Regions from separate parts of the Homo sapiens genome. Here all the other regions are linked to region 3. Evidence: read pairs that join two places in POLR2A ChIA-PET (ENCODE). Cell type or tissue: B cell. All regions are shown on one strand. Links, peaks and the distances in the headings refer to the core of each region. The heading gives the core; the rest is flanking DNA.

Region 1 (10,321 bases), core at 1,336-9,335, 180 kb before region 3:
GTGTGTGTGTGTGTGTGTGTGTGTGGTTGGTTGGTTGGTTTAAGCCATGGATTAAAGAAAGGAGAACTATTTCCTGTGACTAAAAGTGGTTTACATATTGGTGCTTTAGCAGGAATTTTGGAGGGTGGCTTAAGTGAATAATTAAAACAGAAATCTTCCTAGACGATGTTTATCACACTCAAGACATTAAAAATTAGAGTCAAGGGACTGCTAAGACTTGGGGTGCTGGTGGGTGAGGCTGCCTTTCAGGGAGGCCATGCTGTGAGTTGAGAATCCTAGGCCACCTTGCCTGCACTGCCAGCTTTGCAGCTGTGGGCACATCTGGATCCCCATTTCTGTGCGGGTGCAGACAGGTGAATGTTACCTGCGTGCATCATAAAATGCTGTGAAAGGGGTCACAGGTATTGCCCAGGCTTGGGCAGACTCATTCATAGGGCTCACTGGCTTGCATGAGAAGGGATGCTGGGCACGGTAAACACAGAAGGAGAAGGCAGGCTCTGCTGCCAGGAGCTTGCACCCTGAGCCACGTGGAACTGGTTTGCCTGTGAAGCAATAGGCACAGTCCTGAAAGAGCACAGTCCTGAAAGAGCACTTCTAATTGGGCATACAAGCAAGCTCATAATAAAGTTCTCCTAGGAAGTTTTCCTCATGTTTTGAAGATGATACACTTAGTCCCTGACTGGGGATGGTTTCGCTTACACTTTTTCAACTTTACGATGGTGTGAAAGTGATACACGTTCAGTACGTTCCTCAATTAACAATGAAGCTATGTCCCGATAAACCCATCATAAGTTGAAAATATCCTAAGTCCATAATGCACTTCTGATATAATGGTATTTTCAACTTACAGTGGCTTTACCAAGATGTGGCGCATTGTAAGTCGAGGAGCATCCATCCCTGATGGGATATATAAGGATGAGATTTATGCACAGATGTTCCTCAGCTTATGATGGGATCATGTCCCAGTAAAGACACTGTAAGTTGGAAACATCTGAAGTCGAAAATGCATTTGATATACCTAAGCTATCAAGCATCATAGCTTAGCCTCACCTGCCTTCATTGTGCTCAGAGCACTTAAACGTTAGCCTGCAATTGGGCAAGTCATATCCAAACAATGCTGACAGCACCGCACACTGTAGGGTATCAGTTGTTTAACTTCGTGACCGTGTGGCTGACTGAGAGCTGTGAATCACTGACATTGCCCGGCATTGTCAGAGACTATCCGACCGCATATCGCTAGCCCAGGATAAGAGCAGAATTCCAGATTTGAAGTACAGTTTCTACTGAAGGCATATTGCTTTCGCACCATCGTGAAGTCAGAATTGTTAAGTCGAGCCATGGTAAGTTGGAGACCATCTGAATAACAGGATGAGATGTAGAGCAGGATATATATGTTAGAAACAAAGTTTCGCGAACAGTGCAAACGTTTTCTAGATGGACTATCCTACTCTTCTCTATCTCATTAAACACTTTGCTGGCAGCAACTCACTGAGTTGAATTCCCGCTCCACCAGTAGCCTCCCCTGGGCGTTGGAAGGCTCTGCCCTCTGATGGGGGTCTCCCTGGGAGCTGCGGCTGCGGACCCCCGTAGATGGGATGCAGCTGCCCAGTGTGGTCCTTGCCTTTGCAGGTGAGCGGGTGCAGGGAGGTGCGGGGTGGGGTGGCGGCTGCAGCAGTGGTGGTTGGGGGCCCTGCAGGCTCCCTCGGGGTGTAGCAGGGACATGGTGTGGTGGTTAACAGGAGTAGGCCACTCATGTGGGACGTCAGGACTAGTGCCACAAAGGCAGCCCTGTCACACGAACAGGTTCTTGGGGGACAGAGGTCTGTCTGGGACTGGCTAATGACCTGGAAAGACTGGAGAGGCACCATTGTCCACCACCAGATGTATGGCTGCAGGGTAGGAGTAGACTTAAGAAGGAACACTGTTGGCTGGGCGCAGTGGCTCACGCATGTAATCCCAGCACTTCGGGAGGCCGAGGCAGGTGGATCACCTGAGGTCAGAAGTTCAAGAACAGCCTGGTCAACATGGTGAAACCCCATCTCTACTAAATATACAAAAATTAGCTGGGCGTGGTGGCAGGTGCCTGTAATCCCAGCTACTCTGGAGGCTGAGGCAGAAGAATCACTTGAACCTGGGAGGCGGAGGTCGCAGTGAGTTGAGAGATCACGCCATTGCCCTCCAGCCTGGGCAACAAGAGCGAAACTTCGTCTCCAAAAAAAAAAAAAAGAAGGAACACTGTTAGGGAGGCAGTCAGTGAGCCTCAAGTCAGAAAGACAAACAAGCTCATTTTATGCATTTGCTAACATTTGACCTCTTCTGGGACGCGTAGGTCTCTCAAGTTCTGTTTCTGTTTCCTGTCACGCAGATCAGAGATGTGAAACAGACCTGGTGTACACCCGTCTGGGGTAGCACTGGGAGCCACGGCGTCCTGGCAGAGCAGGTGTGCCTCCCACAGGCTGATGCAGCCGTTCTCTGTGCAGAGGCTGAGCCATCCTAGGAGCAGCTGTGGGGTGAAAGTGTCCTTCCTTAAACTTAGTGCTCCTGCTCATTCTCTCAGTATGGCTAATAGCTCATTTAAATATACTATGGTGGTTTTTAATTTTTGTGACTCATTCCCTCCCCTCCTCACCTGTGTTTTTCCTGTGTGTCAGGGACATTTTAGGGGGACCAAAAGGATCTCTGTCTCTGCTCTGTGCTTGCTCTGAGGTTGAATAGAGAATGTTCAGGGCTGTTCTTATTTGAGTCACTGGAGCTGTTGTGAGCTCTGACGGCCTGGGAGCCCCACTACTGTCACATGAGGACAGGGCGTGGGGTGGCTCAAGCATGGCCGCTTGGGGTTGGGTCCTAGTGCTGTCATGTTGGAGGTGTCTGACCTTTGCACTAAGTTTCCCCACTTACACTAAATGGGGATAATCAAAGCTTTGTGTGGGGATTAAGTGAGTTAATGTAACCAGAACACTTAGAATGGTGTGCTGCATACAGTGATAATGCAGAACTACTCACTGCTGCTGGAGTGCGCTGTTATATTCTTTATTAGGTCCTCAGACTTTTTCTATGCCTAAGCCTTGAGGGTCTCTCTCAGCTGTGCTTTTCTGTTTTTTTTTTTTTTGTCTTCAATAGATTTTTCTAGGGTCTTTTCTGGTAAAAAGAGACTGGGAATGCAAATACATTGAGCATGAGTTGAGAGGAGTTTGGACATCAGCCTGACCGTGGAAAACTGGGGAGGCGTGGAGTATATAGTTTCCTCTGGGTGGGTTACTGACAGACCATGGGAGTTCTGGGGAAAATGTATGCTCTTCTCTTTAAGTACAAGCCACCATTGCCAGGCAGAAGCTGATAAAGTAATTAGAATTGTTGTTCATACCTGACTTGCAGGAATGTGTGTGCGTGTGTCTGCATGCGTGTGTACGTATATATACTGTGCATGCATATTTGTGTGTGTGTACATACATATGTACACACTGCATGTGTCTGCATTTATGTACATATGGGCATGTGGCATGGGCATATGGCACATGCGTATCTGTGCATGCACACATGTACACAGCACACATGCACACATGCAGTGCATAGTATGCCTGCATGTACATGTGCGTACCATGCATGCATGTACCTACACGTGTGCATACTAATTTGTGCACACGTGCACACTGCAATGTGTACTTACATGCAAGCCTACGATATGTGTTTGCAGGCACATACATGTTCACACACTGCCCATGCACATTTGCATACACATGTGTGCATGGAACATATGCAGTACAACACAAGTGTGTTTGCATACATGTACAAACACACATGTGTATTTACCTACATTTCAAGGTGAACCCTCCCCAGAAGGCTCTGCTCAATGAGACTCTGAAAGTGTTCAAAAGCATGGTCTGAGAAAGCATCCCTCCTTCAGGGCATGTACCCAAGTAGTCTTTCTCTTGCTGGCTGAAATCATCAGGGATTGTTTCCAAGTTTTAACTTCTGATTTTCACTCTTTTAAATCCCAGAGCCGATACTTGAACAGAAGTAAGTTTGCTGTTACACCTCTCACTTTGATTAGCTTGTTGCGTTAAATTAATTGTCAGATTGCCTGAAACCAAAGCTTCTTAAAATGAACACTGGTTCACTCGGGAAATTTTTGCAAGATCAAAAATGGAAGACTGTGTCACTGATGAAAGGGAGAGATAGCCAGAATACAAAATCTAGAGCTTTGGACCTGAAATCTGGCTGCAAGATGGTTTTTTCCTGTCTTACCTAAGAAGTGGCCCCCAGGATTCACATACCAGTAGCCTCTTTTTGTTATTCTTTTTTTTTTTTTTAAACATATCCCCTTGTTAAAGATCCTCTTGATTGCAAGCAAAAGCAGCCTACTGTGCAGGCTGGCTTAAGCAGAAAAGGGAATTTATTGTGGGGACATGGTGGGGAGGTGTCTCATTACTGAGAGGAAGAAGGCTGGCTGGCCTCAGAAGGCATGAGAACTGGGACCTGGGTCCAGCCCAGTCCATGGTGGCCACAGCTGGATCTCAGCTCTGCTCCTCCAGGCCAGGTGGCTGCTTTCTCCTCTCTCTGCAGTGGGATTTTCTCTGCCCAGGACTCATGTGTCTACCTGTGGGTCTAATCTCCTAGCATAGGCTGAGCCTGCACCTCCTTGAGAAAACAGATTAGCTTAGCTTAGTCTGAGTGTTCACTCCAGGCGCACCCTGAGAGGGAGTGCAGCCTGCACATGGGGTGGGTAGTTCTTAAAGGGAGCCTGCCTCCAGAGGCGCCGGGGGAGGGGGGGGGCCTGCATTTAGAGTGTGTGCGTGGAGCATGTAGCTTGTTCCTGTTTTCATGGAGTCGCAGAGATCAGAAAGCATTTATGCCTGTTTCTGACAGAGATGCACACAGCTGGTCTGAATGGGCAGGATTGGGGTGAGGGCAGTGGAGGAGGGATCTGGCCACACAGGCAGTCTGCTGTGAGGGCCACTTCAAGCCACTCTTCCCTTGCTGAGCTGTGATTCGTTCTTTTCCAAGTGACTTAAACAGAGGCCTTTTCTCTTGTTTGTGGGGATGAGGATGGCGAAGGGAGGAGGAGGGAGAGGGTGGCTGAGTGGAGGAAGCGCAGTTGTGCTGCGGAGATTCCTGCTCTGCAGCTTGTCTGCTGTGGATTGGCCCAGGGGGTAGGTGGCACAGTGTGTGTGGCAGGGGGGTGGGGGGGACCAGGCCTGGCTCCGCTGGTCCACTCTTGGGCTGTGAGCCAGGACAAAATCTTATACCAAGCAAGCATCTTTTCCAGTAAAATAGAGTGTCTCCATGCCCTTAGGAACTGCCTGGGACAGCCTCATTCTGTCCTGGATTTTGTTCTGGGCTCTGCTGCCTGTTGAGCGTGGACCAGTGACCTCGTAACTGTGGCAGAGGTGAAGGTCTCAGCACCTTCTGTGTGCCCTCTTGCATGTGTGTTTGCCAGCATGCTTGGGGCTTTCTTCAGGTGTTTCTGGCCTGAGGAAGTGTCTTACCCCCATGTTATTTGTGTGGCTGCACAGCATCTGGAGGGAGGGATAGAGCCCCAGCGCTGGGCACATCGGATCTGTGCTCTGAACAGCTCTGTTGATGCCAGAGCTGCCTGACTTGCTCTGTGTGGTGCTGTGAAGGTCAGGCTTGGAGAGTGAGGAGCTGCTGAAAAAGGGTGAGTTTTGTTCTCTTCTTCCAGGGCTCAGTCTTCCTTGTACCAGTTTCTTTCTCTGTTCTTCTCTCCTTGACTCAGGAATCCAGTTTGCGCAGCACTTACATGGCGGGCAAACTCCAGTTTATACCTGGAGCTGCAGGGCGGAGCTGCTGTCAGCTGGGAGCTGTTATTGAGGAACAGCTGTGGTAGAGGTGGATAAGAAGAAGACCTGACCCCACCTGCTGGGGCAAGAAGCCTGCATAGCACAGCTAAACAGCCATGTGGGACAACGGCTGAGCAATGACAGTGGAACCCAGTGTCCCATGCAAAGTGCTCAAGAAGTGGACGGGATGGATCGCTGCTGAGTGGCTCTTGAGGAGCTCAGAGTATCTTGGGGCTGATGTTGCCTGTTGGGACTTTCCCCAGCACAGACAGCGTGCGGGATTTCAGATGCTCTTCTCCTTGCCTTCAGAAGCCCAGGGAGTGTTGGCAGCTTGTTTGCACCTGATCAGATAAAAGAGGTCATGATCTCTGTGAAGGTCTTTTCGGGGAAGGGGTCACTGGCCTTGCCAAATGTGGGAAGCGAGGCCTCTTCCCAGTTCTGCCTGTGACTCAATGGCTGTGGCTCAGGGCAAGTCATTGGATTTGTTTTTTGTTTTTTTTTTCAGAATAACGTCAGCATGTGCTGAGCATCTGACTCACGGGGTGAGGCAGTGAATGAAGGACTTCATCTCCGTGAAGTGCTTGACGTGATAGAATGAAAACCCTTGCGTTCCCAGCCTTGGCTGTCAGAGTCTCATTTTAAGGAAAGCCGTTTTTGACGTGTGTTTCCTTTCAGTTCGGAGCTGGCTTCTGTTAGGACAGGGGGTTTCTGCCCACTTAGCTGTGTCTCTGGTAATCTGAGATTCTTGGAAACGGGCCACAGTGATTCCTCTGGCCACATTCAGGGTCAGGTTTTCAGTTCGTCTTCCTGGTGTTTCCGCGCCTCATTCTAGGGGGAGGTTTAGTCGTTCCTTTCTCTGCTGTCCCCCAGTAGCTTCCGGCCATTCCTTGTGAAGGAATCTTCCTAAGTCAATTTTCCCTGGTGAAGACTGAGCCCTGGAAGAAGAGAACAAATCTCATCCTTTGTCACTTGGGAATTTCACTGGCGAAATTCAGTGAGGCACTTGAGGTTTGTAAATGGGCAGACGTTTCCCACACGATTACGTCTGTATGTTGGAAAGATATTTCTAAGTTGTAGTGAGGTAGGAGGGATTCTCAGCGAGAGGAGGGGCTTGGGCTGAACCCGGCACTGCTGGGACATGAACAGGGGAAACAGCGTTGGCGGTGGAGCAGGTAGACATTCCCTTGACCTCGTAAGTCCTGGATGCCACCCGGCGAACTGGCCTGCGGGCTGGAAATGATGCAGCTGACCCAGTAAACGCACTCAGCTCACCTTTTAGTCTGGTCCAGAACGCTGAATTGAGCTCTTGGATCTTGGTGCTAAATACGTGGTGTGGCATTAATGGCAGTAAAGATGGATGGTTATGTACCATGTAGAACGTGCAAATCTGTTTTCAATAGGCTTTATTTTTTAGAGCAGTTTTGGGTTCACAGCAAAATTGAGCAGAAGGTACAGAGAGTGCCTGTATACCTGCTACCCCAACATCCAGCTTCCCCTATTAGTTTCCCTTCGCAAGAGTTATAGTCCACAAACCTACACTGACACATCCTTAAGTCTCCCAAGTCCACAGCTTACATTAGGGTTCACTCTTTTTTTTTTTTTTTTTAAGATGGAGTCTCACTCTGTCACCCAGGCTGGAGTGCAGTGGCATGATCTCGGCTCATTGCAACCTCTGCCACCCGGGTTCAAGCGATTCTCCTGCCTCAGCCTCCTAAGTAGGTGGGATTACAAGCTCCTGCCACCACACCCAGCTAATTTTTGTATTTTTAGTAGAGACAGGGTTTTACTATCTTGGCCATGCCGGTCTTGAACTCCTGACCTTGTGATCCACCTGCCTCGGCCTCCCAGAGTGCTGGGATTACAGGAGGGTTCACTCTTGCTTTTGTACATTCTATGGGTTTGGACAAATGTACAGACACACGTCTGAGAAAATTGTGGGTTTGATTTCAGGCCATCACATAAAGCAAATACGGCAGTAAAGCAAGTCACACACAGTTTTTGGTTTCCTAGTGCATACAAAGTTATGTTTACACTGTATTGCCGTCTGTGAATAGGGCAGTAGCCTTATGCCTAAACAATGTACGGATCTTAATTTTAAAATATTTTATTACTGAAAAATGCTAAGGATCATCTGAGTTTTTAGCAAGTCGAGTCATAGTCTTTTTGCCCAGATGTTGATGGCTGCTGACTGATGACGGTGGTGGTGGTTGAAGGTTGAGGTGGTGGCTGCGACAGTTTCTTAAAAGAAGACAACAATGAAATTTGCCACATTGATGGACTCTTCCTTTCACAAAAGATTTCTTTGTAGCATGCGTTGCTGTTTAGCATTTTGCCCACAGTAGGACTTCTTTCAGAATAGGAGTCAGTTCCCTCAAACCCTGCCACGTCTTTGTCAATTAAGTTTATTCTGAATCCTTTGTTGTAATTTTGACATGCTCACAGCATGTTCCCTAGGAATAGATTCCATCTCAGGAAACCACTTTCTTTGCTCTTCCATGTCTTTTTCCAGGTTCTATCATGAGTTTGCAGCAATTCAGTCACATCTGTCGTCTCCACTTCTAGTTCTCTTGGTGTTTCCACCACAACTGCAGTTCCTTCTCCACTCTAGTCTTGAACCCCTCAAAGTCATCCATGAAGGTTGGAATCAGCTTCTTCCACGCTCTGGTTAGTGTTGATATTTTGATCTTTTCTGTGAATCACGAATGTTCTTAATGGCAACTGTAAGGGTGAATTCTTTCCAGAAGGATTTCACTTGACTTTGCCCAGATCTATAAGAGGAGTCACTATCTATGGCAGTTATAGTTTTACAAAACATCTTTCTTTTTTTTTTTGAGACAGAGTCTCGCTATGTCACCAGGCTGGAGTGCAGTGGCACGATCTCGGCTCACTGCAACCTCTGCATCCCAGGTTCAAGGAATTCTCCCGCCTCAGCCTCCTGAGTAGCTGGGATTGCAGGCACACACCACCACGCCCAACTAATTTTTGTATTTTTAGTAGAGACGGGGTTTCACCATGTTGGGCAGGATGGTCTCGATCTCCTGATCTCGTGATCTACCTGCCTCGGCCTCCCAAAGTGCTGAGATTACAGGCGTGAGCCACTGTGCCTGGCCACAAAATGTATTTCTTAAACAAGACTTAAAGGTTGAAATTACTGCTTGATCCATGGGCTGCAGAATGGCTGTTGTGTTACCAGGCATGGAAACAGTATTCACCTCCTTGTGCATCTCCATCAGAGCTCTTGGGTGACCAGGTGTGTCATCAGTGATCAGTAGTAGTCTTTTGACAGGAGTATATATTTTTTTTCCGAGCAGTCTCAACACGGACTTAAAATCTTCAGTAAACCGTGCTGTAAACAGATGTGCTGTCATCCATGTTCTGTTGTTCCATTTATAGAGCACAGGCAGAGTAGATTTAACATCATTCTTAAGGGTGCTAGGAGTTTCGGAATGGTAAATGAGCATTGGCATCAATGTAAAGTCACCAGCTGTATTAGCCTCTTACAGGAGAATCAGACTGTCCTTTGAGGCTTTGAAGCCAAGCATTGGCATCTCCTCCCTAGCAATGATAGTCCTAGATGGCATCTTCTTCCAATAGAAGGCTGCTGTAGGGTAGCCACCTTCATCAGGGATCTCAGTTAGATCTTCTGGGTAACTTGCTGCAGCTTCTCCATCAGCACTTGCTGCTTCACCTTGCACGTTTATGGTATGGAGGTGGCTTCTTCCCTTAAACCTCATGAGTCAACCTCTCCTAGCTTTCAGCTCCTCTTCTGCAGCTTCCTCACACACGGTTAGCTTTCATAGAATTGAGGAGAGTAAGGGCCTTGCTCTGGATTAGGCTTTGGCTTAAGGGAATGCTGCAGCTCATTTGATCTTCTATCCAGACTGCTCACACCTTCTCCGTATCAGCAATAAGGCTGTTTGGCTTTCTTATCGTTCATGTGTTCACTGGAGTAGCACTTTTAATTTCCTTCAAGAACTTTTCCTTTGCATTCACACTCAGCTAACTGGCCTTCCTCACTAAGCTTAATCATTATCAGCTTTTGATTTAAGGTGAGAGATGTGCCGCTCCTCCTTTCACTTGAACACTCAGAGGCCATTGTAAGGTTACCAATTGGCCTAATTTCAGTATCGTGGTATCGCAGGGAATAGGGAGGCTTGAGGAGAGGGAGGGAGATGGCAGAACAGCCAGTGAGTGGGGGAGTCAGAACACACACCATGTTTATCCATTAAGTTTGCCATTTTGTATGGTTCATGGTGCTCCAAAATGATTAGTATCATCAAAGACCACTGATCACAGATCACCATAAGATATAATAGTGACAAAGTTTGAAATATTGTGAGAATGGCCAAAATGTGACATATAGACATGAAGTGAGCACACGCTGTTAGAAAAAATGGCAGTGATAGACTTGCTCGATGTAGGGTTGCCACAGACCTTCAGTTTGTAAAAAACACAGTATCTGAAGCATATCAGTGTGAAGTGCAGTGAAGCAAGATATACGTGTCTGATGAAAGCATCCGCCT
Region 2 (10,321 bases), core at 1,029-9,028, 560 kb before region 3:
GGCAGCCTACCCATATTTGGAGCATCCCATCATATTAGAAAAATAGGATTCCTTGGTCCTGAGGAACCTTTTCCATTTGCTTCCTTCCCACCCATCCTTTCCCATGTTCCTGAGATGTGGCCACAACTTAGGTTGGTTATAAATCATGACTGTGGCATGTAAGTCATTTGCACAGTATGGGGGTTGTTGTTTTGTGTTTTGGAGGAAAAGTTATGTAAACATCAGCTCCATCTGAGGAACAAATACAGGTTGGCCACAGACAATATAAACAGGGAAGATGATGAGATCCTGTGGTCTCTTCTGGGGCCAACCTGGAGAGCCTGTGGGACCAAAAGACCATCTATCAATGTCTATCATGCGGCTACTGTGTACTCAGTGCCCTTGGAGGGGTCCGGGCGATGGCACTCAGGATGAAACCCCAGGTGACCAGACGGAGGAGGGGAAAGGGGTTGGGAACAGAGGCATCGATTGGATAGAACTGTGTAAACGAATGAGGAGATTGAAGGTGACACGCAGACTCTGTCCGGCAAAGTTTCTGCTGCTGCCTAACTCCGTGGACACTGTAAGTGGATAATTCACTGTGTGCTGTAGCAGGAACTTTACCCAAACTCCTGTGGCACTTCTTCTTCCTCCTTTGCTTCCTGCTTCCCTCCCTAAACCACAGGGGTCCACCCAGGGCAGCCTGCCTTGCCCCACAAGGACAGCAGGGATCTGTGTCATCCAAAACCAGCTGGAACATCATAAAACCCCTCCTTCTGATCCTAGCAGGGCAGCAAATTGGGAATGAACTTCAACTGCTTCGTTTTCAATTAACTTGGACTTTCTAGGCCAAACGTGGGCCTAGAAACCCCTCGGGTGGTCCTTCTCTACTGGTAGCTTGAGATGGATTTAAAGTAAGCCACAGCACAGGAAAACTCACATTTGCAAATGAGTCCTTCCCAATTCTTTACAAAATAACTTTTTTTTTTTTGAATACATGGTTTTATTCTCTCAGGCTGGAGTGCAGTGGTGCTATCATGACTCACTGCAGCCTCGAACTCCTGGGCTCAAGTGATCCTCTTGAGCAGCTAGGACCACAGGTGCACACGGTGTACTTTAAAAAGTATTATTATTTTGTAGAGATAGGGTCTCACTATGTTGCTGGTCTTAAACTCCTGACCTCAAGCAATTCTTCCACCTTGGCCTCCCAAAGTGCTGAGAGTATAGGCGTGAGCCACTGTGACTGGCCAAATAATGTTTTTTGTTTGTTTGTTTGTTTTTTGAGACGGAGTCTTGCTCTTCACCCAGGATGGAGTGCAGTGGTGCAATCTTGGCTCACTGCAACCTCCACCTACTGGGTTCAAGGGATTCTCGTGTCTCAGCCTCCCAAGTAGCTGGAATCACAGACGTGTGCCACCTAGATGCTTGTAAGCACACACCATGCTCTCTTGTCTGGTCATGTATTTCCTTAGAAGCCTCAGGAGTCAGATCCTGATGGGGACCGGACACCTCCAGAATTCTCTCTCCAACAAAAGATTACTTCAAGGCCAGAACCCGCTCCCAGCTGAAGACTGACTACAAGATTGACTGTGATTAATTTATAACCTGGCAGGATCTACGGGGGCACCCCTTCACCAAATGGAACAGTAACTCAAGATGAGCCACTGGAGCAAGTCACGCCACCTGGCACCTCCTCGTACCCCTCTTCCCTCTTCTACATTCCAAACCCCTTCTTTAACAACCCCTGTGTTCCCTCCACAAATGGACGAGTGAAATTGCTTTCTACTCTTCTCCTTCTTAGCATGGATAATAGAAAAATCTCACCCCTTTGGTCATAACCCATTATTCTTTTGACTTCTTTCCACAAGAGGCAAGCATCCAGACCCTTTTGCTGGTTATAGGAACCCTTTCTAAACTCTGCTCTGGTCAGAACGCTGGCAGGTGGTAAGGTGGTGAGGTAGTTATCCACCTGCACTCCAGGCTACTTAAAGGGCCAGCAGCTATAGGGCAGAAGCCACAGTGCCCTCCAGTTCTGCCTTTAGGTCAAGGCCAGCAGGCTGCTGAGAGACCCCACCTGAATCCCTCTCTGAGAATTTGGTTGAAGGAAGTGCCGAGGTACCTGGTTATGCCCCTTCCTTGGGGACAGCCTCATTCAATGGCTGGCCTGTGCTGGATACAAAGGCCCAGCCCCGGCCTCATTCTAGGACAGCTTTGTGGGCTATCTCAGTTGCAGAGCCACTGTGAGGTCGAATGAGGCATTTGTTGCAACTGCATGACAGCTCAGTTTCCCCTTCTGTTCCCTCCCTTTCTCCCTTCTAGGTGCTGTTCTTCAGAGCAACCTCCTGCACACAACCTCCATCACGAGGCTGTCTCTCAGCAAAAAACCTAAGGGGCTACCCACCAGCACCCACATACAGGCCTGCCTCAAGCAAGGCTCGGTTCAGATGCATTACAGTGACAACACCGGCACTTCCTCCCTCACCCTTCCATGAGGGGATAACTATCCACTTTCCTGAGTTCAGTGTGTGTGTGTGTGTGTGTGTGTGTGTGTCTGTGTGTGTGTCTGTGTGTGTGTGTGTTTTAATTCATTCTGGAAGAACTGAGAACAAACTGGGTGATGTCCTATATGTAGCTGACTATGAGATTAGGTCAGGTTGGCTAATTAAGGCTAATTCACTTCCATCTCCTGAGATGAAAGCTATTGTGGGGCTGGCATAGAAACAATTAACCCTACTAGAGTTCAAAAGCTTATGTGAGCTGAGAGCCCATTCCCCACTCTGGAGCCATTCATTAATGATTCTATCCTTTTTCCCCATCCTTTACTCCCATCCTAACTTCCTTTACTGGTGGCATCAATTGTCATTCTGTGCAATTCCCTGACTGACAGCACAAATGCAAATTTAGAGAGCATATCACAGGGAGAGGGCACACTGTGCCTGGGGAGGTTGACATCTGTTTTTGCAGAGATGGTCCTTTTGCTTGGAAGCATATCACAGCCTAGCTAATGTGAGGATCAGTCTTGAGAGACGCCAGTAAGAAACGCAGAGGCATGGAAAATCCTCACTAATATAAATGAGTGTGGTTTACATTTGGCAGGGTGAGGGGATGCATTTTTAAATGAGAAAAACTGCAGCACTGTAGGTGAAATGAGAGGCTTCCCCTTGCAGGAGTGCATGTGTATCTCAGATCCAGGTGATGGATGGTTGAGGCTTGTAATTACCCACATCAACAGCCCTTTTGAATTGACCTGGTTATTTGCAAATAAGGTTGCTGACATTTTTATTTGCACTGTTTCCAAAATAGCTGCACTACTTTCTCATAGTGCATTTTTTTCTTAATCTTTGTGGTTGTGATCTTGGATTTCCCTAATGTTATAACTGAAAGCAAAGAAATAAGTTGGTAGGCTAGTTCAGCTGAGGCATCCTAGGGATGATGCAGGTCCAGGACCAGCCTCTAGAGAGAGTAAATCACACCAACCAAGGCCGTGGAGACTGGAGCAGAACCCAGACCACTGATTTACACTAGGGAGTGTGGGGATGAGATGGGAGTCAGAGAACTAGGCATTTATATGGACAAAAACATTCTGATGCCCTGTGCAAAACTTCCTAGCAAGGTATCTGAAAGAGTAATTGAGAGATTGAGCAGAGAATCAAAGCCAAGGCAGTTTTTTTGGGTAATTTCATCCAGTCTACGGAAGGCCATGGAAAGCTCTCTCAATGCCACTGTAGATTTTACTGTTGAAGTAACTATAATTTCTTAACACTTTTGAATTCAGAGTCTTTTTCCCTCCACTTTGGGAAGTGCTAGATAAACTGGGCAAACTGTTTGCTTCTGAACTCTCCCTTTTCCAGGTTCCATGCAACAGTTGGCAGTTACCATAAAAATGTTGCAGTTACCATAAAAATGTTGCAATTACCAAGATTACTACTTATCTGATAATAGTTAAAAAGCTGACTTTGAATGGTGACATTATCTGTCCTTGATCTCTGATTGTAGGGATGTACTTATGTGGTATTTCTCCATGCACTTGCTATACTCACGTTCTTTCCCTTCACTGTAACATTGAGACCCATATGATAGCCTTTAGGATTAGAAAGTACTGTTAAGACTTGAGTTGAGGAGCTAAGACACAGAAAAGGATGGCATAGTTAACAACAAGACAGAATGGGTGGAAGAAAGATGAATGAACAGATCAGTGGATTTGTTGTTGGGAAAATAAGCTAAGATCTACTCGCATGTAAAAAGAATTTGAAAGACAGAATGTTCCATGAGTGACAAAATCCTTGGTGTAGGGCAAAGGTATCCAAACTGCTAGTTGTGATTAGTAAGCCCAGGGTCCCAAACCCCAGAATGCTACCCATTATCTCAATAGATTCCTAAGGCTTTCTTTAGAGAAGAGTTCAGACCAGATCTACCTTTTAGTCCCAAATCCCTGTCTTGTTTCCTGACTTAGAGAACTGAGTTGTGAAAACTCCTTCAACCACTCTAGATTAAGAACCAGATTTCTGGCTTTAAGTTTTTTTTCTTTTGTTTTCACATGGCTTTCTAAAGATGATGGGAGGAGAGGAAGCACTTCTGAAAGAGACCTCCCAAATTCTGCTTCTCCATAAAAGTAACTAGAATACTGACAAAATTTACCAAAATTGGTGTTTCAGAACTCTGGAAATCAAAAGCTTTCAGAAATCCAATAAATATTTATTCAAGAAAAACAGCTGAACATCAGTAAGAACAATATGTGTTATGGCATTTTAACTTGTCCTCATTTTATTCCCCTCCCTCCAGCTTCACAATAATCTTAAAAATAAGTAGCCTGCAACTACAGTAGTAGCCCAACAGCCGCTGGAGGGGGAAGAATGAGTTTGAAGCTCCCCAGAAGCCTCGTCCCAAGATAATTGCCACTGTTTAAGTAGTCTGGAAGCTTATTAAGAAGCTCCATTCTCAGGACTTGTCTTTATTTAATCAGATTCAGAACTCAGTGCAAGCAGCCCTATCCCCAAGACATTTGCCAAACATTATGAGCAGCAATCGTTTAACATTCCAGCTGCCTGAAGTAGCATTTCCAGTTGGGGATAATAAGAGATTGATCAAAAAACTTAAAAGGAAAAACTTGGGAATGAGATCTCTATAAGGGGATTTGAAAATCTCCAACACAATCCTGGGAATCTACAAGTCCACACATATGTGCAGGACAATGTGCATTCCTAGGAAAGAACTGAGAAGGCCCTAATTTCTCCCATCTTTCTGGCCTTCAGGCTCTACCCAAGAAGTAATTAAAGACTAAGGGAGGTTGTAAACTGCCTGCCAGTACCATTGATGGCATACCTCAATACTCACACACAGTCACTTGACAAAGATTAGGAGATGTATGGGCTCAAGACATTTAAACAAATCTCTGTCCAGTCATTAGCTGACCACAAAGTTAATCAAGCAGAGACTTCAATGACTGCACATAACAAAGAACACAGATCTTACAGGTTGAGTCCAGGCAGATCACTAAACAAAGAGCAGGAACAACAACAGCAAAGATAAAACAACAAACTATAGGGAGTTGAGGGAATCTGATTTCCACAGATTCTGCCAAAAAGAGTTGCCATATTATATTATTTTAAATGCCTAGTTTTCAATAAAAAATTACAAGACATGCAAAGAGACAGGAAAGTATAGCCATACATAAGAAAAATAAGCAGTCAATATAAACTATCCCTGGGGAAGTCCAAATATTTGATTTACTAGGAAAAGGATCTTAAATGAGCTATTATGAATAAATATATTCAAAGAACTAAAGAAAATTATGTCTAAAAATTAAAGGAAATAATGAGAATGATGTTTTGCCAGATACAGAATATCTATGAAAACTTAGAATTATTTTTTAAAAGAAGCAAATAGAAATTCTTGAGTTGAAAGGTAAAAAGGTTGAGGCCAGGCATGGTGGCTCATGCCTGTAATCCTAGCACTTTGGGAGGCTGAGGTGGGTGGATCACCTGAGGTCAGGAGTTCAAGACCAGACTGGCCAACATGACAAAACCCGGTTTCTACTAAAAAATATAAAAATTAGCCAGGTGCAGTGGTGCGTACCTATAATCCCTGCTACTCAGGAGGTTGAGGCAGAGAATCACTTGAACCCAGGAGGTGGAGGTTGCAGTGAGCCAAGATTGCGCCACTGCACTCCAGCCTGGGTGACAGAGGGAGACTCTGTCTCAAAAATAAATAAATAAATAAATAAATAAATAAATAAAAAGGTTGAAATGAAAAACTCACTAAAGGGGCTCAACAGAAGATCGTAATTGGAAGAAAAACTAGCAAACTTGAAGACAGACCAATTGAAATAATCCTGTCTAAGGAACATAAAGAATCAAGGATGAAAAAAAATGAGTAAGTACCTATGAGATACTGTCAAACATACTAACATATACATAATGAGAGAAAGAGGAAAAAGAATATTTGAAGAAATAATGGCCAAAGCCATCTCAAATTTGATGAAAAAAATTAATTGATCTGTACATCTGAGAAGTTCAATGAACTCCAAGTAGAAAAACTTAAGAGAGTCATATCTAGACACATCATTGTCAAACTGTTGAAAGACAAGACAAAGAGAGAATTTTGAAAGAAGCAAAAGAGAAGCAATTCATTCCATACAAGCCATCCCCAGTAAGATTAACAGATGAATTCTTATTAGAAAACATGAGGCCAGAAGGTGGTAGTATGACATATTCAAAGTGCCTAAAGAAAAAGACTATCTCCCACCAAACTAGTTACCAAGAATTCTATCTCCAAGAAAACTATCCTTCAAAAAACAAAGGAGAAATTAAGACATTTAAGTAAGACATTTAAGAAACACTAAAGGGAGTCCTTCAGGCTGAAATGAAAAGACACTTGACAATAACTTGAATACACATGAAGAGATAAAGAAATAATAGTAACTACATAGGTAAATATGACGATTTGAATACATTTTATTTGTAAGTCTTTTCTCCTATCTGATTTAAAAGACAACAGCATAAAATAATAATTATAAAACTGTGTTAATGGGCTTATAATCTATAAAGGTGTAATTTGTATTACAATAATAGTACAAAGGATGGGGCACAAAGCTATATTGGAGCAAAATTCTTATATAATTAAACTAATTTTATTTATTTTTTTCCCAAATACTTATTCACTTTATTTGTATTAACATTTCTGAATAAACAACACTGATTTTGCCATTTACTAAAGGCCAGCTTTTGTTTTGTTTTGTTTTGTTTTATTTTGTTTTATTATACTTTAAGTTTTAGGGTACATGTGCACAATGTGCAGGTTTGTTACATATATATATATATGTGCCATGTTGGTGTGCTGCACCCATTAACTCGTCATTTAACATTAGGTATATCTCCTAATGCTATCCCTCCCCCCTCCCCCCACCCCACAACAGGCCCCAGAGTGTGATGTTCCCCTTCCTGTGTCCATGTGATCTCAATGTTCAATTCCCACCTATGAGTGAGAACACGTGGTGTTTGGTTTTTTGTCCTTACGATAGTTTGCTGAGAATGATGGTTTCCAGCTTCATCCATGTCCCTACAAAGGACATGAACTCATCATCTGTTATGGCTGCATAGTATTCCATGGTGTATATGTGCCACATTTTCTTAATCCAGTCTATCATTGTTGGACATTTGGGTTGGTTCCAAGTCTTTGCTATTGTGAATAGTGCCACAAGAAACATACATGTGCATGTGTCTTTATAGCAGCATGATTTATAATCCTTTGGGTATATACCCAGTAATGGGATGGCTGGGTCAAATGGTATTTCTAGTTCTAGATCCCTGAGGAATCACCACACTGACTTCCACAATGGTTGAACTAGTTTACAGTCCCACCAACAGTGTAAAAGTGTTCCTATTTCTCCACATCCTCTCCAGCACCTGTTATTTCCTGACTTTTTAATGATCGCCATTCTAACTGGTGTGAGATGGTATCTCATTGTGGTTTTGATTTGCATTTCTCTGATGGCCAGTGATGATGAGCATTTTTTCATGTGTCTTTTGGCTCCATAAATGTCTTATTTTGAGAAGTGTCTGTTCATATCCTTCACCCACTTTTTGATGGGGTTGTTTGTTTTTTTCTTGTAAATTTGTTTGAGTTCATTGTAGATTATGGATATCAGCCCTTTGTCAGAAGAGTAGCTTGCAAAAATTTTCTCCCATTCTGTAGGTTGCCTGTTCACTCTGATGGTAGTTTCTTTTGATGTGCAGAAGCTCTTTAGTTTAATTAGATCCCATTTGTCAATTTTGGCTTTTGTTGCCATTGCTTTGGTGTTTTAGAAAGAAGTCCTTGCCCATGCCTATGTCCTGAATGGTATTGCCTAGGTTTTCTTCTAGGGTTTTTATGGTTTTAGGTCTAACATTTAAATCTTTAATCCATCTTGAATTAATTTTAGTATAAGGTGTAAGGTAGGGATCCAGTTTCAGCTTTCTACATATGGCTAGCCAGTTTTCCCAGCACCATTTATTAAATAGGGAATCCTTTCCCCATTTCTTGTTTTTGTCAGGTTTGTCAAAGATCAGATAGTTGTAGATATGTGGCATTATTTCTGAGGGCTCTGTTCTGTTCCATTGGTCTATATCTTTGTTTTGGTACCAGTACCATGCTGTTTTGGTTACTGTAGCCTTGTAGTATAGTTTGAGGTCAGGTAGCAGGATGCCACCAGCTTTGTTCTTTTGGATTAAGCTAATTTTAAATTTGTATTAAAATTAATCTGTTTTTAATCTGAATTCTATTGTTTTGAGTTAAAAAGTTAATTGTAATTCCCAGGAAAACCACTAAGAAAGTGACTTAAAATATGGTTAAAGACACGACAAGGGAATTAGAAAGGTATGTTAGAAAATATCTAACTCAAAATAAGGTAGTAATGGAGAAATAGAAGAACAAAAAAGACATAAAATATAGCAAAAACAAATAGCAAAATTGTGGATGTAGGTTCTGCCTTATTGGCACAAGTTGAGTATTTCTTATCTAAAATGCTTGGGACCAGAAATGTTTTGGATTTGGGATTTTTTCAGATTTTGGAATATTTGCATTATACTTACTGGTCAAGCATCCCAAATCTGAAAATCTGGAAGCTGAAATGCTCCAATAGGCATTTTCATTGAAGAGCATCATGTTAGCAGCCAAAATGTTTTGGATTTTGGAGCATTTCAGACTTGGATTTTTGTATTTGGGATGCTCAACCTGTAACTACATTAAATGTAAATGGATGAAATATTCCAATCAAAAGACAGAGATTGCCAGCATGGATTAAAAAACCAAAAGTGACCAGGCATGGTGGCTCATGCCTGTAATCCCAGTACTTTGGTAGGCCAAGATGGGATGATTGCTTGAGCCCAGGAGTTTGAGACCAACCTGAGCAACATAGTGAGACCCCATCTCTACAAAAAATTAGCTGAGCATGGTGCCTTAGCTTAGGAGGTCAAAGCTGCAGTGAACCATAATTATGCCACTGCACTGGATCCAGCTTGAGTGACAGAGTGAGATCCTGTCTTAATAAATAAAAATTTTAAAAGTGATCCTACTATAAGCTGTCTATAAGAGATACATTTTAGAGTCAATGACACAAATAATAGATTGAAATAAAAAGATGAAAAAAGACATAACATACAGATAATACCCAAAAGAGAGGTGGAACAGCCATACTAATATCAGAGAAAATAGACTAGGTCAAAAATTGTTACTAAAGGCAAAGAAGGACATTTCATAATGATAAGAGGATCAATCCATAAGGAAGTTATGGCAATTATAGACATGTATGCACCTAATAAGAGGGCCTTGAAATACATGAAGAAAAATTGATCAAAATGAAAGGAGAAATAGACAATTTGACAATAATAGTTGGAGACTTCAATATCCTACTTTCAATAATGGATAGAACAACCAGGCAGAAGATCAACAGAGAAAAAGAAAGTGAGGAGATACTTCTTTCCTGGCAGGAAGACATTCTGGGCCTACTTTATGACCTATGTTCCATTAATGGGAAGAGAAAGAAGATACCTAAAGCAGAAAAGGCATCCAGGATTACCAAAAAAATGGTATTCCCAAAAGAGTGCCCTTTTCTGAAGAAGCAAAATATTTACCCTTTGGTTTCTCCTGAGAAAGTCTGTCCACCCTCAGCAATTTATTCTGTTGCTGGCCCTTGCTCCATATCAGCACTTCTTATTGGGAGGAGAGGTGAAATTAGGTGGAAGTGGAGTCTCTGGCCTTCCCTTAGAAATTAAAGTATGTTCCTGTCCTGACCTTTCTAAGCAAGATTGATTGCCTGTTCTTTGGGAGAAATGGAGGCACAAGGGAGTGACATCAGCCTCCCAAC
Region 3 (10,321 bases), core at 1,559-9,558:
AGGAGGTGATGGGAAGTGAAATGGGCCTTTGGTCGTAGCCAGGGGAGGGGCAGTGACTCCCGTTGCTAACAGGGAAAGCTGGAGTCGCCTCCGCCCGCCGGCTCATGAGGGCTGGAGGGGAGGAGTCAGGAGACTCAGGGGTGGGAGAGATGGGCTCCACCGCTGCATCCTGCCACCCACCACCTGTGTCACCATGGGATGTCACTGAGCCTGCTCTGTGAAATGGGAACCCTTCTGTTCACCCTGGAAAATCATTGTCAAGATCAGAGAGGAAGCACGAAAAGTGCCTCCTGGCCATGCAGTGGCTCCACCTGCAATCCCAGCACTTGAGGAGGCCAAGGCAGGAGGATTGCTTGAGTCCAGGAGTCTGAGACCAGCCTGGGCAACATAGTGAGACTCCCATCTCTACAAAATAATAATAATAATAAGCTGGGCATGGTGATGCACCCCTGTGGTTGGGCTACTCGGGATGGCTTGAGCCCAGGAGTTTGAGGCTGCAGTGAGCCATAATTGCACCACTGTACTCCAGCCTGGAGCAAGACCCTGTCTCAAAAAAAATTTTTTTTAATTTGCGCTCTGATCTAGGCCAGCCCAGAGCTGCAGCCCCGGCCCATGAGCCTCCCCAGCTTTCCCGGCAGGTCTGTGGGCCGTCCAGAAGGAAAGGGACTGGAGCAGGGGAGCCAATGGGATTTCCACATCTGCCAAGTCTTCAGGGAATGTGGGATGGCACGGGGACCCGGGAAATAAGGGTGGAGGTGTCAGCCCTGCATTTTTACAGCCTAGAAGTGACGTCAGAGACCACCAGAGAGGGGGACGGCAGAGAGAGGGAGGACAGGGGCCTGGAAACACAGATCCACACACAGGCTGGAAAGGACCGAGCAAGACACTGCTGGCTGGGCAGAGGCAGCTGGAAGGAAAGGAAGGAAGGTGCGGGACAAACGAGGCTGCCCCACGGCCCGAGCCAGAGCACAGTGAGCTCTGGGAAGAGGTACCTGGATTTTTGGCAACAAGGAAGTTGGTCCGATGCCAGCAGGTGAGGAGCATCCTCCTCATGTGAGGAACACGGGGCTGGAGCAGGGGAGGACAGGGTGTGTGGCCACTGGTTCAGGTGGGGATGTCTGGGACGGACCTGAGAAGCTGAGGCTGATGGGACAGCGAGGGGACAGAGAACTCTCCGGAAACTTCTGGCTCCGGGGCAGAGGGCCGAGCTAAGGGGTGGCATGGGTAGCCACTGTTTCCCTCCCACTCCCCCAGCCCCCTGCACTGGGGATTTTGAGGCTGTCTGCACTTCATATGTTTGAGAGAAACCCACGATTGTAGAGCTGAAGATGTAGAATTTGGCCCGCAGGTAACTGCACACCAACCAGGACCAGCCCTGCTCATGAGCTTCACTGCGGCACCCATTTCATCACACAAGGGGCCAACCAGAGGCCAATTCAGGAGATGTCAATGTCTGTGTGCCTCCACCCCAAAATTCATAGATTGAAATCCTAACCCCCAAGGCAATGATATTAGGAGGTGGGGTCTTAGGGAGGTGGGCAGGTCATGAGGATGGCCCTGATCCAGTCTGACTGCTGTGCTTATAAGAGATGATGACACAGACCCACACAAAGGGGCGGCCACGTGTGGACGCAGGGAGAAGACAGCCGTCCCACGCCATGGAGAGGCTTCAGGAGCAACCAACCCTGCAGACACCTTGATCCTGGACTTCCGGCATCCGGGGCTGTGCGTTGTGCAAGCCCCCCCGAGCCTGCACTGTTTTGTTCTGGCAGCTCCAAGCTGACTCATACAAGCCCAGAGCCCTCGCAATTCCCACACGCCACATGCATGGCTCAGCTGCACCTCCTGCCAGCTCCAAACCTCACGGCACAGGGTACACACTTGTGTGTCCATATGGTCAGCTTTCAGCACTGGACAGGGCTTCTAAGGTCCCATCCCATGACATGCTCCCCTCACCTGGGTCCTCCTTCCGACACTCCCAACATGTGTTCTGGCATCAGCTGGGGGGCCATGCTTGTGCTGGGAGCTTAGAAGATGAGAGCTAATGTTCACTGGGCACCTGCCATGCTCCAGAAATGATGCCAGCTTCTCATTCAGGGCTCACTTCCACCTTTCAACAGACGGACCAAGTAGGACTTAGAAAGCTTAAGGCATATGTGAGTCATGTCAGAACAGGAATTTGAACCCAGCTCTCAAACTTCAAAGCCCTGTTCTTTGTATGACACTTGTGCTTCTCAAACCTTGCTGCATATTCCAATTACCTTGGGAGTGAAACAACAACAATGCAATCCTGCAGTCCCTGGAGCTAAGGTCAGCTGTGTTTGCAAAGCTCCCCAGAGGCTCAGAAAGTACAGCTGGGTTGGAAACCAAACCAGCGCTTCCCCAACCTCAGTGCACAGCAGAGTCTCCAGGAGAGCTTGTTAAAACCGAGTCCCGGGGCCCAGTCCCCAAGTTCCTGATTCGGCAGGACTGGGGTGGGATTTGAGAATTCATATTTCTTCTCTTTCTTTTCTACTCCTTCTTCTTCTCCTTCTTCATTTTTTTTTCTTTCTTTCTTTCTTTTTGAGATGGAGTTTCCCTCTTGTCCAGGCTGGAGTGCAGTGGTGTGATCTCGGCTCACTGCAACCTCTGCCGCCTAGGTTCAAGTGATTCTCATGCCTCAGCCTCCAGAGTAGCTGGGATTATAGGCACCCACCACCATGCCCAGCTAATTTTTGTATTTTAGTAGAGATGGGGTTTCACCATGTTAGCCAGGCTGGTCTCGAACTCCTGACCACAGGTGATCCATCCGCCTCGGCCTCCCAAAGTGCTGGGATTACAGGCATGAGCCACCATGCCTGCCCTCATCTTCATTTTTTTTTAGAGACAGAGTCACCCACACTGGAATGCAGTGGTGTCAATCATAGCTCACTCCAGCCTTGAACTCCCAGGCTTGAGCAATCTACCCACCTCAGCCTCCCGGGTAGCTTGGGACTACAGGCACACAACACCATGCCTGGCTAATTTTTTGTATTTATTGTAGACACTGGGTTTCACTATGTTGCCCAGGGTGGTCTCAAACTCCTAGTCTCAAGTAATCACCCACCTTGGCCTCCCAAAGTGTTGGGATTACAGGCATGAGCCACTGTGCCTGGTGGAAGTTTATAGTTCTAATGACTCCTAGGTGATGCTGATGCTGCTGGCCTGGGAACCACACTTTGAGGAGGCACAAGGCACTTAGTTCAGGCCGTGGCTAGTTTAGACAATAGGGATTGCCCACACTTCATACCAAAGGGTTATTACTGAGTTGCATGGCGGCCTGGAGAAGCGGTAGTGGGTAGGGCTCAGGTTGTGGTTCTGGGGCCGGACTGCTTGGTTCATGGCCTCAGGTCCGCTATTCCTGTGCCCTTGGATGCTTCATGGCTCGGATGTGGACCCTGTTACATGACCTCAGTCTCACCATCTCCGTTCTCTGTGCTCAGCTTCCTCCTCAGTTAAATGGGGAAATGAAATTCACAAAGTTGGCCGGGCGCGGTGGCTCACGCCTGTAATCCCAGCACTTTGGGAGGCCGAGGCGGGTGGATCACGAAGTCAGGAGATCGAGACCATCCTGGCTAACACGGTGAAACCCCATCTCTATTAAAAATACAAAAAAATTAGCCGGGCATGGTAGCAGGTGCCTGTAGTCCCAGCTACTCAGGAGGCTGAGGCAGGAGAATGGCGTGAACCTGGGAGGCGGAGCTTGCAGTGAGCCGAGATCGCGCCACTGCACTCTAGCCTGAGCAACAGAGCAAGACTCTGTCTCAAAAAAAAAAAAAAAGAAAAAAAAGAAAAGAAAAAAGAAAAGAAATTCACAAAGTTAGAGCCTTGGGGTGGTGAGATTCTCTCACTCCCCCTCTACCATGACCTGCTTCGTCAGAAAACCATTCCCCCTTCTGCTGCTTGAAGGGGTTTAATACCATGGATCTGCACCTCGTAGTTTCAATTTGGAATTTTTTAGTTCAGAGGACTTTGAGTGACAGACATTCTAAAAATCAAAGTAGGTAACAAAATGAATAAGGGTTGCAGAGAGTATTCAAATGCAGACAGTGAGAGCTCATGGAGGTGAAGAATCAGGCCTTGATCTGCACAGTTACCCAGAAAGTAGAATCCCTCATGGATGCTGAGCTTGGGGCTGAGGCTGCCAGCTCCCTCTCTGCACTTTAGAAACAGGTCTGCATGTAACCCACCTAAACACAGCCCTCTAACCTCTCTGTTCTTCTTCTCCTGGATGAAAGATTTGGGTGATGAATAAAATGATAGTCTGGGCCACCCTTTTCCACCTCACCTGAAAGGCCAGGAAATAGAACTAAGAAGTGTGTTTAAGGAATCATTTTAGGCCTGGGGCAGTAGCTCACATCTATAATCCCAGCACTTTGGGAGGCTGAGGCGGGAAGATGACTTGAGCCCAGGAGTTGGAGACCAGCCTTGACAACATAGTGAGACCCTGTTGCTACAAAAAATTAAAAAATTAGCCAGGTGTGGTGGTGTGCACCTGTGGTCCCAGCTACTTGGGTGGCTGAGGTGGGAGGATCGCTTGAGCCTAGGAGTTGGAGGCTGCAGTGAGCTGTGACTGTGCCACTGCACTCCAGCCTAAGTGAAAGAGTGAGACCCTGTGTGTAAAAAAAGGAAGAAATCATCTTAGTACAAGTTCTTCCTTTTGAAGAATTTCAGACACTTAATTGCTTTGTTTGTGCTAACTCTTTAAGGAAGCGGCTGGGTATAGGGCCAGCTCCCTGGGGGGAGCGGTGAAGTGGGGAGTGGTGAAGTGGGGAGCAGTGACGGTGAGGGGGAGGGGGGAGCGGTGAGGGAGGGAAGCGGTGTGGGGGGAGCGGTGAGGTGGGGAGCGGTGAAGGAGGGAGCGGTGAGGTGGGGAGCGGTGAGGCGGGGAGCCGTGAATGGGGGACCGGTGAGGGGGCAAGTGGTGAAGCGGGGAGTGGCAGGTCCTCCTCTACGGTGGCTGTTCTCTGCCCCTCACCCTGGGGTGCTGCTCTGCCGCCCGGCTCCTCACACTCTCCCTTGGATTCGAATGACAGCGTGACCTCAGGTCCCCTATTCCTGTGCCCTTGGATGCTCCAAGCAGGTGAGGAAAGGGAGGAAATAGGTTCTTGGGGCTCTAGCCACGTCAGGTGAATAGAATCAGGAAATGTCCACCATGTCCTCTTCCTGCTGCCAGGGATAGCAGGGCTCCTGAGAAGGACACCGCATCCCGGCGAGGCGAGGTCGGAGAGGGGGCCGGGGCACAGCTGCCAGAGTGATGGGCGCTCTTGTCTGTCAAAAGCCCCTTTTCATAATGGCCGTTCTGGGAGAAGAGAAGCTCAGGCTGGCAGCTTGGGTCTCACATACCTGACTGACTGTCATTAATTGCCTCTCGCAGGCTCTTGCCCTCTCCACCTCTCTCTCTTTCCTTCTCCCTCCCTCTCTCTCTCAACCTGCCTCTCTCTTTCCCTCCTCTCTCTCTCTCAACCTGCCTCTCTCTTTCCCTCCTCTCTCTCTCTCAACCTCTCTTTCCTGCTCCCTCTCTCTTTCCCTCTCCCTCTCTCTCTTTCTCCCTCCCTCCCTCTCTCTCTCAACCTGCCTCTCTCTTTCCCTTCCTCTCTCTCCTTCTCTTGCTCTAAAAATTCAGATGTTTTCTCCCCAAACACATTTTTTCTTTGTTTGTTTTTGTTTTTGTTTTAATTTTAGCCAAGTTAGTCCCAGAGGCAGCAAATCCAAATCGTGAGGCCGTCTCAGGGGTGCATTATTCTAGGGAGGGCCTCTCTGACGTGTCCATGGGAGACACCCTTAGAGCAAGGAGCGGATGGGAAAGCTCATGGACACAGCCTGCATGTCAGCGGCCTTTCCAAGAGCTGTTGCCTGGGCAATGAAATGGAGAGATTTTGAAAAGCCTCTCTCAGCGTGTCCACACCTGTCCTGCTAGCACGCCACCTGTGGTGTTATTAAAATCACTTGTCCTGTGGCGGCTGCTGCTACAATATGTGTCTCCCAGAGGGGAGAGCCACAGTTCATTAACCTGATTATTAAGCTTCATTAACTTGACTCATCCACTACTAACTAACCCTGCACTGCCCTGAGAATCAGATGATGGCCTCACAGGCAGCAAGAGAAGGCAGAGACCCAGAGAGCCAGATGCACCCGTGTCCGTGTGTGGATCAGGCAGCATGCTCTAGTGGAAGGCACCTGTGCTCCCGATGCCTGGCTGGACTCTTCGGGTGGGTCACACTGCCATCCTGGAGATGAAGAGCCCCCTCCAATAAGCTTGTCAATGCTTTTCCCTGAGAGCTTTGTATGAAGGCATCCTCCTGTTAGGAAAACACACAGATGTTCACTGCCCTCAGGATTAAACCACGTGCACGCTGGCATCCAGGCTGGGACACACTGGCATTCAGCCTGGGAGGCTCTGAGCACCCAGGACGTGGGATTTGAGGCAGAGGAGTCAGTGAACAGGGGGAACCAGCAGATGGGCATCAGTGAGCAGCTGAACGCAGCTGGAGAGAAAGGAGAAGCTAAGCCCGAGAATGGACGCCAGCCCCATCACCCTCTCGGCCTGAGGATGCTGGATTTGCTGTGGTGCTGTCATTGTGGAAGGAGACAGATCCCAGGAACTTTCATACCAGGAGGCCTGTGTCAACCTGCCTCTCTCCTCCTTCTGCAGGGACTATGCTGGCCTCTTCAAAGTCTAGGTCTTTCCAACCATCGTTTGTGGAAAGACTTTATGGCAAGGAGCACGCAAGAGGCAGCAGACAGGGACGTCATTCATGTGAGAATCTGTAGTGTCTCCCCATGGGAAAGCCTGCTCTTTGGAGAGGGCAGGATGACCATAGAATTGCTCAGACTCGGTGGCCTGGCAGGTGCTGTGAGCAAACAGGTAAACAGCTTCAGGACAGGAGCCTTCAATCCCTTATCCTGCTCCCAAGCATTCGGGGAGAGGGGCCCTAGAGAGAGACTGGAAAGGGTACAATGTGCTCAAGGAATGAAATGGCTTGTGGAGGGCTGCCCAGAGATGGTGGGTCCAGTTCAAATCAGTTCTGCCTCTGTTCATAATCCCACCCACACCAGGCATCAGCCGGAGCTGACCTGCAGGCCAGAAAGAAAGAAGGGGCCAGAAAGTTTAGTTCCATAAGGGCCAGATGGCCTGAGCAATGCCCATCAGTCAGACTTGTCTTGGGGATTGCTAAGATACAACTGTGCTGAAAGTGTTATACTTTTAGTAAAAAAAATACATTCTGAGGCTGGGCGCGGTGGCTCATGCCTGTCCTCCCAGCGACTCAGGAGGCCAAGGCAAGAGGATCACTTGAGGCCAGGAGTTCAAGACCAGCTTGGGCAACACAAGACCTCATCTCTACAAAAATAAGCAAACAAATAGATACACTTTGATACAGTTGATACAATAATATCAACTGACACTTGGATAGTATTAGGTTGGTGCAAAAGTTATTGGGGTTTTTGCCATTATGTTTAATAACTTTTGCACCAACCTATATTTATAGTAGACTGAATAATTGCCACGCAAAGATGTTAGGTCCCAATCTCTCATATAGAGCCATGAGCCCATTGGGTGGAGCCCAAGCCATAGACGGTTATCACCAGCCCCGAGCCCTAATGGAACGTGCCCTAATGGAACTCCTGCCCTGCTGGAGTCCTTCATTGCGTGAGACTCATGACTCCTTTCTTCCTTTCACTGTTCCCTTTTGGAATGGGAGAGTCTATCATTGTTTCGCTGTTATACCACACCTGTTATACCACATTGCTTTTGGAATAAATTGATTTTCTAGTTTCACAGGTCCAGAGATAGGAAGGAATTTTTTTCCAGGATGAATCAGATCCAGAGTCTAACCCATATCTTAATCAGATGCTGTGATTTGGAATTTCTGAGTTAATGAGATTTAGATGAGATTTTGGACATGAGTTGATTGTAGTGGATTGAGACTTTTGGGAACATTGAAATGGGGTAAATATATTTTGCATGTGGAACAGACATGAATCTTTGGAGACCCAAGGGAGGACTCTGGTAGGCTGAATAATGGCCTGACCAAAGATATTAAGGTCTGTTATCCAAAAGGCCATCAGAATGGCTCACTAGTAGGAAGGAGAGCTATATTGGTAGCATCAGCTTGCAAACTGGGAAGAGATCATCTCCAGTGTGGACTGAAGGTGCGCTCTTCAGAGGGGAACGGAGAGGCTGGGTTTTATGCCTAACGAGGTCTGCATTACCCCAAAAAACAATACATATTCAGCAGGTTTGGGGGAGACGCTATGCATGTTTATGAGGGGAGTTGAGCACATGTGCAATGGGTAACCATATATATAACATACATCCCATGCTCATTTTGGGGCAAGGTTTTAGCATTAAAATGAGGTGGCATTTGGCTCAAGTCAGAAGGTGAACTATATGACACAAAGTTTGTGCGCAGCCTCTATAAGCTGCTGAAACTGGCTTCAAGTCTGCAGGTGTTTATCAGAAAAGAACATTTGTAAGGCTGGTCCTCTGTCCAACAGAGTTGTTGTGGTCTGGGGTATAAAGCCGAGTGAGGCAGGATCTGATCATTTGCCTGATAGCTTCTATTGTTAGGGAGTTTTGCAAGACAGTGGTTTTCCTTGCAGCCATAAGAATTTAGAAATTTTCCATGCCAGCTGGGCCCCGAACCCTCAACTCCTAGGTACCTTTTGTTTCTTTAACCTCAGGGTCTGTCTTAGTTGATAAAGGGGTGTCTATTTTGGTTTCTCAGATCACAGGTCCTAATTTCTAGAGCCTTAAATGTTATCTTATAAGGAAAAATATTCTTTGCAATTATTATTAAGTATCTTGACATGGAGAGATGATCCTGGATTATTCAAATGGGCTCTCAATCCAACCATAAGTGTCCCTATAAAAGAGAGACAGGCTGGGCACTGTGGCTCCCACCTGTCACTCCCAGCACTCTGGAAGGCTGAGGAAGGAAGATCACTTGAGCCCAGGAGTTCGAGACCAGCCTATCCAACACAGTGAGGTTCCTTCTCTACAAAAAAATTAAAAATTAAAAAATGAGCCAGGTGTGGTGGCACATTCCTGTAGTACCTACTACTCAGGAGGCTGAGGCAGGAGGATCACTTGAGACCAGGAGGTTGAGGCTGCAATGAGCCACGTTTGAACCATTGCCCTCCAGCCTGGGCAACAGAGCAAGACCCTGCCTCAAAAAGAGAAAGACAGAGGGAGATTTTACACACAGAGAAGAGAAGGGAATGTGAAGATGGCGGCATAGATTGGAGAGATACGTCTGCAAGCTAAGGAACACCAGGAAACGCCGGCAGCCCCTGGGAGTGAGAAAAGGTGAAGAACAGATTCTCCCTGAGTCTCTGTAGGGAGTGCAGCCTCAGAAGCCTGGCCTCCAAAATTGTGAACATTTCTGTATTGGTTGTCTCTTATGGGTTATTGTTGGTTATTGTCTCTTATGGGTTATTGTTGTCTTATATGGGTTGTTGGCACCCAGCAAGCACCCAGGCCCTTCCAGCCACTCTTGGCAGTCGGTCATTTCTTTCCATAAAAGATAAAGAACGCTTCACATCCCTTGTAAGTTGGATTCCTAGGTATTTTATTCTCTTTGAAGCAATTGTGAATGGGAGTTCACTCATGATTTGGCTCTCTGTTTGTCTGTTATTGGTGTATAAGAATGCTTGTGATTTGTGTACATTGATTTTGTATCCTGAGACTTTGCTGAAGTTGCTTATCAGCTTAAGGAGATTTTGGGCTGAGACAATGGGGTTTTCTAGATATACAATCATGTCGTCTGCAAACAGGGACAATTTGACTTCCTCTTTTCCTAATTGAATACCCTTTATTTCCTTCTCCTGCCTAATTGCCCTGGCCAGAACTTCCAACACTATGTTGAATAGGAGTGGTGAGAGAGGGCATCCCTGTCTTGTGCCAGTTTTCAAAGGGAATGCTTCCAGTTTTTGCCCATTCAGTATGATATTGGGTGTGGGTTTGTCATAAATAGCTCTTATTATTTTGAGATACGTCCCATCAATACCTAATTTATTGAGAGTTTTTAGCATGAAGGGTTGTTGAATTTTGTCAAAGGCCTTTTCTGCATCTGTTGAGATAATCGTGTGGTTTTTGTCTTTGGTTCTGTTTATATGCTGGATTACATTTATTGATTTGCGTATATTGAACCAGCCTTGCATCCCAGGGATGAAGCCCACTTGATCATGGTGGGTAAGCTTTTTGATGTGCTGCTGGATTCTGTTTGCCAGTATTTTATTGAGGATTTTTGCATCAATGTTCATCAAGGATATTGGTCTAAAATTCTCTTTTTTTGGTTGT

Evidence for each region. Peaks named below come from ENCODE experiments on the same cell type or tissue, not always from the same donor. Only the 100,000 strongest peaks of a DNase experiment are listed, where the experiment ranks them.
Region 1: POLR2A ChIA-PET joins it to region 3 with 14 read pairs; 4 of 35 experiments call an interaction of 5 or more read pairs at or near these places.
Region 2: POLR2A ChIA-PET joins it to region 3 with 10 read pairs; 2 of 35 experiments call an interaction of 5 or more read pairs at or near these places.

The regions. Positions count from the first base shown.
Region 1 is chr1:230,107,620-230,117,940 of GRCh38, forward strand. The region is part of intron 1 of GALNT2 (polypeptide N-acetylgalactosaminyltransferase 2); the gene reads left to right. Among named protein-coding and RNA genes, the nearest start is that of GALNT2, 46 kb to the left of the region's middle. RefSeq lists enhancers at 2,189-2,248, 2,879-2,938, 2,949-3,028, 4,066-4,732, 5,631-6,830. In B cell, for the core only: no CTCF peak of the experiment used is centred there; DNase peaks (open chromatin) are centred at 2,402 and 4,782; H3K27ac peaks cover 595 bases.
Region 2 is chr1:229,727,336-229,737,656 of GRCh38, forward strand. No RefSeq gene overlaps it. Among named protein-coding and RNA genes, the nearest start is that of URB2, 110 kb to the left of the region's middle. In B cell, for the core only: no CTCF peak of the experiment used is centred there; no DNase peak of the experiment used is centred there.
Region 3 is chr1:230,287,031-230,297,351 of GRCh38, forward strand. No RefSeq gene overlaps it. Among named protein-coding and RNA genes, the nearest start is that of PGBD5, 130 kb to the right of the region's middle. RefSeq lists enhancers at 1,103-1,602, 8,306-8,807. In B cell, for the core only: no CTCF peak of the experiment used is centred there; DNase peaks (open chromatin) are centred at 3,361, 4,801 and 5,976; H3K4me3 peaks cover 1,208 bases; H3K27ac peaks cover 2,614 bases.